Regions from separate parts of the Homo sapiens genome. Here all the other regions are linked to region 1. The links are chromatin contacts, found by Hi-C or POLR2A ChIA-PET in ENCODE. All regions are on one chromosome and are shown on one strand. Each heading gives the region's core, a stretch centred on a gene start or an enhancer-like site at or near the end of the contact. The rest is flanking DNA. Distances are from core to core; before and after follow the strand shown. Region 1 holds the start of FAS (Fas cell surface death receptor). Region 2 has its middle 44 kb from the start of CH25H. Region 3 holds the start of ANKRD22 (ankyrin repeat domain 22).

The links. A loop is a pair of places that touch in the nucleus more often than their neighbours do. ChIA-PET counts read pairs that join two places held with the same protein, here RNA polymerase II (POLR2A). Pooled maps may share reads with other maps.
Region 2: a loop to region 1 is called in a map with no recorded cell type, with 6 times the contacts of the local background. The contact joins the enhancer-like site here to the promoter of FAS in region 1. A Hi-C loop is called at or near these places in 6 of 37 single-sample maps with no recorded cell type and 13 of 50 pooled maps. POLR2A ChIA-PET finds 5 or more read pairs at or near these places in 5 of 52 experiments (OCI-LY7, activated CD8-positive, alpha-beta memory T cell, activated T-cell and 2 more).
Region 3: a map of PC-3 shows a loop between it and region 1 (7-fold over the local background). The contact joins the promoter of ANKRD22 here to the promoter of FAS in region 1. A Hi-C loop is called at or near these places in 6 of 168 maps with a recorded cell type or tissue (CD14-positive monocyte, Calu3, PC-3 and 3 more) and 8 of 50 pooled maps. POLR2A ChIA-PET finds 5 or more read pairs at or near these places in 3 of 52 experiments (A673, MCF 10A and Panc1).

Annotation. Positions count from the first base shown.
Region 1 is chr10:88,989,118-88,992,505 of GRCh38, reverse strand. It overlaps FAS (Fas cell surface death receptor), which reads right to left and starts at 1,708. Exons shown (of 9, transcript NM_000043.6): 1 at 1,600-1,708. The coding sequence starts at 1,629. FAS-AS1 (FAS antisense RNA 1) reads left to right here. Exons shown (of 1, transcript NR_028371.1): 1 at 1-1,084. It also overlaps a transcript of ACTA2 not described here. RefSeq lists enhancers at 773-852, 983-1,392, 1,533-2,043, 2,044-2,555 and a silencer at 2,963-3,012.
Region 2 is chr10:89,162,115-89,165,502 of GRCh38, reverse strand. No RefSeq gene overlaps it. Among named protein-coding and RNA genes, the nearest start is that of CH25H, 44 kb to the left of the region's middle. RefSeq lists an enhancer at 1,875-1,924. Within about 2 kb of position 1,687, at least 9 of the 41 ENCODE cell types and tissues checked have a DNase peak (open chromatin) inside an H3K27ac peak, as active enhancers do.
Region 3 is chr10:88,850,177-88,853,564 of GRCh38, reverse strand. It overlaps ANKRD22 (ankyrin repeat domain 22), which reads left to right and starts at 1,721. Exons shown (of 6, transcript NM_144590.3): 1 at 1,721-1,978. The coding sequence starts at 1,958.

The DNA.
Region 1 (3,388 bases), core at 459-2,958:
TTAAACACGCAGCCTCTGGTAAAGGTGCTATTGGTACAAAAGTTCAACAAGCATAGCTCCAAGCTTTGACAATTTTCTTACACTTTACTAATACTGCTGTCCAAAAACTATGAGATTTTCAAAGCAGCCAACATTGCAGTGGTGCAATGGTTAATAACAAGAGAGAGAAGAGTGTGGCCTGAGGTTGTATAAATGTTTTCTCAATCTTGAATCATTAATTTTCTCCAAGGAAGTTTCTAAAGAATCCCAAATAGTGCACACTATTTCTGAAAGGAACAGGATTTTTTTTTCTAATCATAAAATGGACCCAGACATCTCAGCCTCTTGGTGTAATCTGGATATCAGATGCAATCAGCGAACAGCCTGAGTTTTGGAATTAGATCTGAGTTCAATCCCATATCTCCCATTTACTAGCTGTGTGATCTTGGCTGAATTACTGAAGCTCTCTGAACCTCATTTCGCCATCTGTAAAATGGGGATGTGGTTATCTTCCCCACTACATGGCTCTCGTGAGAATCCGCGGAGATCACATTTGTAAACACTTCTCTCGCTATGCCTGGCACTTTGTTGGGGCCCAATAAAATAAAAATCCATGGACTCTCAGAGGCTCCGGTACTCAAATGAGCCTCCTGGATCCACGTCTCTTTGATTAGCCATCTGCAAGCTGGCATTTCTGAGCGAGGGACTTTTCAAAACAGGCTGCTCAAGTTTCTTGGCCAATAATAGGCGCCGGGTTCTGTGCGGTGGGAACGAGTACCACCAACCCCAGCAGGAGACCAAGCAGAAATCACCATGGGAGTGCAAGCTAAGAAAGGGCAAAAGAAGAAAGAGAAGGGCAGAAAAACAAAACAAAATGAAACCACTCAGGCAGCGACTTACAGTCTTAAAGAGAGAATTCCCGGAAGGGAGACAAGGCAGTTTCTTTTTCTGTGTGACAATAAAAAACGGTAAACAAGCCTCCAGAAGCTCATTCAGCCCCCATATAACTTTTTCGAGAAAGAAAAGGTGCCGTTCTTCCGAGCCCTCCGGCTTAACCACTGCTTCGGTGCTGACTTATTTCCTACGTCTGAGAACTGCCAGAAAATGAGCAATATCTGTTCTGAAGGCTGCAGGCTCTCTCCCCGCCCCCGCGGGGCGGCGCGCACTCACCCACCCGCGCCGGAGCGGACCTTTGGCTTGGCTTGTCAGGGCTTGTCCAGGAGTTCCGCTCCTCTCTCCAACCGGGGTCCCCCTCCAGCGACCCTAAAGCTTCCCAGACTTCCGCTTCAATTCCTGTCCGCACCCCACGCCCACCTCAACGTGGAGCGCAGTGGTCTCCGAGGAGCGCCGGAGCTGCCCCGCCTGCCCAGCGGGGTCAGCACTTCGCATCAAGGCCCAAGAAAAGCAAGTCCTCCAGCGTTCTGAGCACCCGGGCCTGAGGGAAGGTCCTAACAGCCCCCGGGAGCCAGTCTCCAACGCCTCCCGCAGCAGCCCGCCGCTCCCAGGTGCCCGCGTGCGCCGCTGCCGCCGCAATCCCGCACGCGTCCCGCGCCCGCCCCACTTTGCCTATCCCCGGGACTAAGACGGGGTAAGCCTCCACCCGGGCAGGAGAGGGCTCACCAGAGGTAGGAGGGTCCAGATGCCCAGCATGGTTGTTGAGCAATCCTCCGAAGTGAAAGAGCTTCCCCAACTCCGTACTGAGCGGGTCCACCAACCCGCGGGAGAAGAGGCAGCTCCGCCTGGGCAGCCAGGGCTGGCCTCAGGGTGTGTTCCGTGCCAGTGCCCGCCCCTGAGGCTCCAGCCAAGTCACTCGTAAACCGCTTCCCTCACTCCCCAGAAGCGTCTTTGAACACCTGTGTGTCACTCTTGCGCGAGATCAGAGACGAGCTCACGAAAAGCCCCGGTGGTCAGGAGGATGGGAAGGAAGCCTCGCTGGGGAACGCCCGGGTTGGGGAGGGCTCCATTGATTCAGCAACTTGGCCTGCGCGCGGGTAGGGAGGGGGAGAAGTCAGGGTGAGGAAGGAGTCAGGGTTCGTTGCACAAATGGGCATTCCTGTCCCGGGGCGTTCCTGCAGTGGCTGGCATGCTCACTTCAGGTGAGGACCTCGAGAGCCGGCCTCCTGCCCTTTCTAAAGGCTTCTGCTGTAGTTCAACCTGGGAAGTTGGGGAGGTCTTGAAGGAGAATGGAGCTCAGAGCGCAGAGGTCCTGCCTGGGTACAGGAGCCTTGGCTAATTGCTGGAGTCACTCAGAGAAAGACTTGCGGGGCATTTGACTGGGCTGTCCATGTTGTGGCTGCAACATGAGAGGCTCACAGACGTTTCTGGAATGGACAGTTAACCATATGAAAAAGTACAGATGTTGCGCCATAGGGCTCTGAAAAGGGAGGGCCCCTTAGTTTTTATTTCTCAAGAGGAAAACAAAGCTAACAACTTAAGCCAAATCGCATAGCCCCAGCTATATTAAACATTCACAATTACTTCCTGTCCTTCGTTACTCATTATTTCCTGGCCAATTTTCTTTAAAAAAAAATCTTGTAATTCTTTCGTGCTCTGGTGAACACTGTTCAAAGTCACTATTGCTTTGGAACGGTAGATAGCTCTTAGGTAGTTTAGCATGAATTTTACAGAAGGTATGTTTGGATAATGACATCATTACTGAACCTGAATTTGGATGCAGTTCCAGACTGGACACACTAAAGGTTTCAGTATTCCTTTGGCATCGTCCACCAAGCTCTGCACCTCACTCTGCAACCTCTCTCCCTTCCCAATTAGATTCAACCCATTAATAACACATTAATAACCCTTTGCTTAGCCCACTGTTCATCCTTCAGGCTTCCTCTCAGTTGACATTTTCTTCTGGAGCCTGTTTGGGCCCTCAAATCTAGGTTAGGTTACCCTCCTGAGGGCTTTCCATCACCCTGTGTTTTGCATCTGTCACTGCACTTACCACCAGTCTTGTAGGTGTTGATAGGCTTGTCTCTGTTCCACCTTTCAGTAGACTGTTAGTGCCATGAGGAAGACCCTGGGCGTGCCAGCCTTGTGCACACACTCTGAGCATCTAATAGACACAAAAAGAAGTGGGATAAGGAGGATGGTATATGGGCATTCTCTGTATTATCTCTGCAAATTTTTTGAAATCCTAAAACTATTCCAAAATGAAAAGTTCATTTAAATAAAAAAATGTAAAAAGAAGGAAGGAAAAGGGGTGTGAGGGAAGGAAAGGAGAGGTAAGGGAAGAAGGAATGGAAGGAGGGAAGAGAGAAAAAAAGGGGAAAGGACAATTGACAAAATCAGTATCTCTTGAGTGTGAATTATAAGCCAGCAACTCACATATGTGGATCTTCCTTACTTAATACTTATCATTATAGCCCAGTGAGATGAGTGATTATTAAACTTACTTTACAAATAA
Region 2 (3,388 bases), core at 438-2,937, 170 kb before region 1:
GAAAGGAAACAAGTATTTGTTGAGCAACTGCTACATATCAGGAGCTTTTGGGCTAGATGCTTTATGGTAATTATATGCTATCTCATTTAATTTAATCTTCATTACAATGCGAAGAGAATGCTATTATTGTGATAGATTTATAGGTAGGTAAACTGAGGCTACAGAAAATGCAATAATTTTCCAAAGGCCATTTCATGATAATTGAAGGAGCTAGGATTCAAACCTAGGTCACCAGGTGCCATGTTGGTCCTTTATGTCTCTTTAGCTCACTCAGCTTCTTTCCTTCAAACTTCATTGTCCCTCAGACCCTTCTGAGAGGGTTATCTGCTCCCTGACTCAGCAGGAGAGAGCAGCGAGATAAGGTTCAGGTAGCGTACGTACACTCACTCCAGTAAGACATCCCTAGTGGCCATATCAGGACTCCACACAGCTGCTACCATTCCCACTGCAGGACTTTGCATACCATTACCTGGAAGTGCTTGGGATCCTCCAAGTACTTCTATTGCTTCGCATTTTTTTCCATTTGGAGGATAAGCCTTATGTCTGTCATGATATTCTGTGAGGCAGAGTTTATTCCTACTTCTTTTCTTTGAAGCTGTTTTTACTCCTCCTCCTCCTCCTCATTCATCTCTTATTCTCAGCCTCCTCATCATTCCTCCTCCTTCTCCTCTTTCCTCCTCTTCTCCATTCAACTCCTCTTCCCTTCCTCTTCTTCCTTACCATCCTCTTTCTTCATTTCTTTTCACCTTCCTCTCCTTGCTCCAACTCTTTTCCCTTCAACTCTTCCTCCTCTTCCTTCTTGTTGTTCTATATCTTCTTTTATGTTCCCTTCATCTTTGGCTTTGATGGTCTTCAGTGGGATCATCACTATTTTGTGTAACATGGGACACTGTTTATTCATTAATTCAACAAATTCTTCCGAGGTGCTCATTACATACCAGGATTTGAGCTTGGTGCAAGGGTCATGACAGTGAATGAGGTCCCAGCACTGTCCTGGTAAATTTTTGACACTTGTGGAAAGAGAGACAAGTAAGCCATTGGTTAGGATGTTGTGCAATGCAGGCTATAACAGGTGGAAGAGAAGGTGCTACTTGAACACACACAATGACTCTTTAAGTCAGTTTTGGGGTGTAGGGGAAGTAGTGAAGGCTTCCTAGAGGATCTGATATTTAAAGTGAGACCTAAGCGCGCAGATGCTTCCTCTGTGGAGAGCTTTATACTTACTGTTAGTTCTAAAGACACAGCTTCCTTTTTCTAACACTCTTGTCTCAGCTTTGGTTACTTAGACGTTATAAGGTTCTTGATATCTTATTGTATTTCCTCTAACCCTGCTACAAATTCTTCATTTTTTCCAATGTGTTCAACTTTGAAGAAGCATCCCTCTGTTCACTCCACTTCTCCTTGAATACAGCATTGAGTTGCATTATTGCAAACAGAGCTGGTTCTGACTTTTCCTCCCACCCCCTAATACCACAAATTTAGTGGTAGAACCACAAGTAGAATTTCCAGTGAAGAACTCTCTACTAGATGACACTGAATCAAACCTAACAGTGCTATCAATTAAAATTCATGTACTCTGTTGCATAAACAGGCGATTACATAAGTTGTGTGCTGACGGAGCAGTGTTGAGACACGCTGTCTGGCAATTGGTCTCTCTCGTTTGGTTGCAAGTTTCAGTTTCCTGGCAAGTCTTGTTTCGCCGTCCATCTGGTACAAGTGAGCACAGCAAGACAGCCAGGGTGAGCAGAAAGCCCACAGATACAGGAAAAGGTACTTAGCTTGCAGGTGATGTCAGTTCTTTCAGACAACTAGTCACTTTTTCCTTTCTGAAACTAGATTACAACCTATTTGTCTTTGGAGAGTTGACTGCTAGTGACACTGAAATTTTGGCTTAATTTGCAGACTGGGATGATGAGCATCTATTTTAGCTTCTTAGGGACATGCATAGAGCTGCTTATCTTGCTTGGCACAGGACATAGTTCTACTTTACATAAAGGTAACCACTAAGATTGGCCTTACCAGGGAGGAGAATAGAAAGCTGCCTCTGAGAAGTGCCAAGCTGAGACCCACACTTACTACATTCTATCCAGGGCCAGTCCTGCCTCAGCCACCAGCACCAAGGTTACTACAGCCTGAGTTTAGGTCATGTAATTTCAGTCTCTTTGGCAGCTTCATTAACTCTGAGTTCAACTGCTTCATCTGTGAAATGAGAATAATAACATTTACCTTGCATGATTGTTTTAAAAATTAAATAATTTCAGGGCATACATTAGATGTGCAATAGATATTCCATTTATTATTCATGGAATGTTTATTGAGCATCTACTATGAGCCAGGCACTGTGTTAGGTATGGAGTCTTGCACTTAACGTGATTATAGGTAATCTCATGGAGGAGACAACAATTTTTTACAGATAATTATACTAAGAATGCAATCGTTACAATAAAAATTAAGAAAATAAGCAGAGGAAATTAGTTGCTGCCACCTCTTAACCTTAGGTTCACTGCTAAATTCAAAATAAATTAGAAGTTATAATCTCTAAATATATCATGAGCAAGTAACATCATACTTTGGCAGTTCATTTCTTTGCAGCAAATTGGAGCCATTACATAATGGGTTTTATGATATATACCAGAAAAGTTCAAAGAGGGGTCTGGTGGATGATCCTTTGTTTTGCTTACATCCAAACCAAACAAAGCAACTAGTTAACTCAGCAACAAATCAACCAACCAACAGACATAAAAGAATTAAGCAGTAAGATGTTGCTAACATTACAGAAAACAATTGCCTTGACCTTTATCACAGAATCAAATAAAAATGATGAGAATAACTGATATTTATTAAGTTCTTTTCATACCCCAACTCCATGCTAAGCACTTTCCTGTATGTTCCTATTTATGCTTCATAATTCTTCCAGATGTAGTTTAATATCCATATTTTATAGCTGAAAGAATTAGTTAGAGAACAACTTGCCAAAAGTCACATTGTATAAAAGAGGCAAAGCTGAGATTCAAGTAAAGATTGTTATAACTGAAAAACCTGGTGCCTTAACCAGTACACCATAAGCATTTATCTAAAAATAAAATTACTTATGAACCAACTTCAGGAAATATTAAATTCCCACATTATGAATAAATTCCAGATGGATAAAATATCTCAATATAAAATACAAAATCACATGAAAATATTAAAATAGAAGAGAAATATTTTTATACAAATATAGTGAGTGAAGAAGCCCTTTTAAGTATGGTATAAAGCCCAAAAATCATAAAAGAAAGTAATGACTGATAAGACTAATTAAAACGTTAACTTTATTTACTTCAACAAAGTTAACTTAAGTAAACTTAAGTTTACTTAAATAAACTTTATTCACTTCAATAAAGGTGAA
Region 3 (3,388 bases), core at 472-2,971, 140 kb after region 1:
GAGCTCAGTCAGGGAGGAAAGAGCTTGAAGAAGAAAGCTAGCAGCAACCTTAGGAGAGAAGCAATGACAGTGAAGAGTTCTGTCCACACAAATTAGTTGAAAGAGGTTACAAAAGAGGCTACCAGAGGTTACAAAATATTGCATAACAGAGTGAAGTACCCAATGGATATACCATTAATGTTTTTCTAAGTCAATGGGAAGACACTTAAATGTCTTAAGAGTCTACAGAAATACAAAATCAAACCAAGCCAAAGAGGAAGTCAGCTGCAATTTTAGTGGGTATTGCAGACTTCCCTCTCCTCCAACGGAAGAATTAGCTAATTCTTAAACTCCAGAGAGGCTGGCCTCGATGTCAACTGCATAGTGAAACATAAAATCTTTGAAATAATTATAAAAATAGCTCAGTATATCCACCAGTGGAGTAAGAAGAATTTCCCTGAATATTTATAAGCACAGGCCTAGTATCCTGGTCACTAGTTTCTGGCCACTAAGGAGCCTCAACTGATTGGGAAAATCACATCAATTGGTTTGAGATGGTTGAACTATTTCTTCCATGATATTATTGAGCAAATAGGCTTGCTGCCCCCTGCTCACAGAAGCCAATATCTGGACACTGGGTTTTGAGGAAAGAAAAACTTTATTGCAAGACAGGTCAGCAAGGAGACAGGAGGTGGGCTCAAATCTGCCTCCCCAGTTTGGAATCTGAGAAAATGTATGGCTTAGAGGGTGAGGGAAAGGATTTAGGAATGTTGGTTTGGCAGGGACTGATTGAAGGGCTTCAAATTTGACCACTAAAGGTAAGGTATGTTGAGGCAGATTTCAGCCCTGGATCTTTTGGGCCAATGAGCCCCTAGCTTCTGAAAGAGGTCCTGCATTTAGGTTCCCGTCATGTCCTTGTCTTCTTGGTTCCCAGGGGAGGGATCATTTGTTCTAGGTTCTGTTAGAGGCAAAAACATTTTTATTGTGCATGCCTGGGCTAAATGACTTACAGTTTTTGGCTCTGTTATATCTACAGAGTAAATTGACATTTGTTATCAACAAAGTACGGCCCATTTGGGCTGGTCCCATGGTTATAATGGGTGTGTGGACGGTCGAGTGTTTCAATTCTGGGAAAGTTTGATGTGATTGTATTCAGTTCAAGGAAAATGTGTGAATGATATCATATATAGCATATAAAATGTTTACAATATTTAAGAGATTGGGCATACTAGCATGTTTGATAAATAAATTGATGATGCAATTTAAAATGCATAACAGAGTATTTGATTTTAGACTTATGATTTTTAAATTGAATATTATAAAGTAATTTGGCTAAATGTGTGAATAGTATTGGAATATTTAAAACAACTTAAGATTTATTATGTTAGTAAATTTATTAGTTTACAAAACTGCATAAATAGCTGGAAAAGCGTTACTTGTTAGGCTGAGAATTTTGAAGATTATTTTTCAAGTTCTTTGCCAGACACGTGTGGCTCTCACAAGTAAGTTTGTTGGTCTCTAGCCTTTCTCAATGGCCACTGAAAACCAGATTTTGATTACGAAATGTCTGAAATACAGTATCTTGGTTTGAACCGTGAGTCCTTCCTGCCAATGTAAGAACTTTTCTTCCTCCCTTAACTTTGCTTCCTTCTTTCCTGCATGTTACCACTGGCAGAGCAAATATGACTCAGAAACCGGCTCCTCAGGGTTGTAACATTAGATGATACAGGCTTGGGTCGTTACACATGACACCAGTGCCTTTGTTTCATTGGGCTGGGCTCTCTGGAAGGTGTGCTGCTGCCTGAGCTGCTGGAAAAGCACTGACAGGTGTTTGCTAGAAAAGCACTCCTGGAGCTTGCCACCAGCTTGGACTTCTAGGGACTTTCCTCTCAGCCAGGAAGGATTTTGATATTCATCAGAAATACCTCCAGAAGATTCAAGGAGCTGTAGAGGTGAAGTAAGCCTGTGAAGGACCAGCATGGGAATCCTATACTCTGAGGTACATCACCTTTCTGAAAGCAGAGTTCCAAAGATGTTAAAAGTTACTCATGCTTTTCAGATGCAATTTTCTATCCCTGTTAATATATTTCTGTTTTGTCTGTTCAACTCCCTGGGGGAGCATTAAGTCAGAAAAAATAAAGTCCTATGTGTTATTCTTGTTGATATTCTTAATAGTTTAAGACAAAGTATTTTGTAATTCTAAAATATTAGCTAGATCTAAGTTGAGATGAATATAATACACATTTCATAGTATCTGGATGTTTGCAAGGATAATTTGGACAAAATCGAGTTTGAGTTGTGCTTTTCTCATGACAAACACTCAGAGAAAAAGAGAAAATTGTACTCAATTGGATTTTCTAAATATCCAAAAGATTGACTGCCTCTTTTATGGAACCACATGACCAGAGTAATGCCTTTCAGCTTGGTATTTGAAGGGAGATTCACCTTTAGTAAATATTAGTAAAGACTATCACTATGAAGAAGAGGAATAATAACATATTTTGATGATTTGATTATTTTCTTTTCACATCTGATAAATACTGAGGTACTTTTACTTGTATTGGAAGTAACTTATTAGAATCAAATGGATTTTTAATGATGTTTCAAGAAAGTACAAGCAAGGAATGTTTAGACAAGAGTACAAGAGGTGTAATGATGTCATTATACATAATTTACTCTCTCTCTCCTCTGACACAATTAACTGGTTAATCTGCATTTCATTGCAGATGCTCAGGGGAACCTTCTTGGATAGTTTTGATCTAGTATTAAAGACAGTTTATTTGCAGTTATTTCTAATGCCATGTGTGTATATATCTCTCCGTGTGTGCAAATGCAGTGTTTGATTGGTTTATAACTCTAGGTATGTCTTGCTCAGTGATTTTAGCCTCATGAAGGGATCATATACATGAAAATGACAAAACATATAGTGCTTTTAAATGCTACTCTGGTAACTCTCAAACTTTAGACTGCCCAAGTGTCAGGGAGAGAAGTTTGTTTGAAATGCAGTTTCAAGGGACTCCAACCCAGAGAGTCTGTTTCACTCAGTCTATGGTAGGATACAAAAGTATACTTTTTAAAAGGAGCATCCCAGGTGGTTCTGACATAGGGGTGATCTGTTTACCACCATCCTGAGAAAGAAAGACTGCCACAGGCCAGTGCTTTCCCGTTTTTAATGTCTATACAGATCTTCTGAAGGTCTTGTTTAAATGCAGATTCTTAGTTTGTAGACCTGGGTGGGACCTAAGATTCTGCATTTTGGTTGCTTTTTCAGATTGCATGTGGGAATTATATGTGATTTGGAAAAAGGAAAAAAAAAAGCCTAGTCTCATCCTCAGGTATTCTGATGTAGAAAGTTGGAAGTAGGACCTTTCATCTATAGTTTTAAAGAGTTTGAGACTCTTTAAAATTA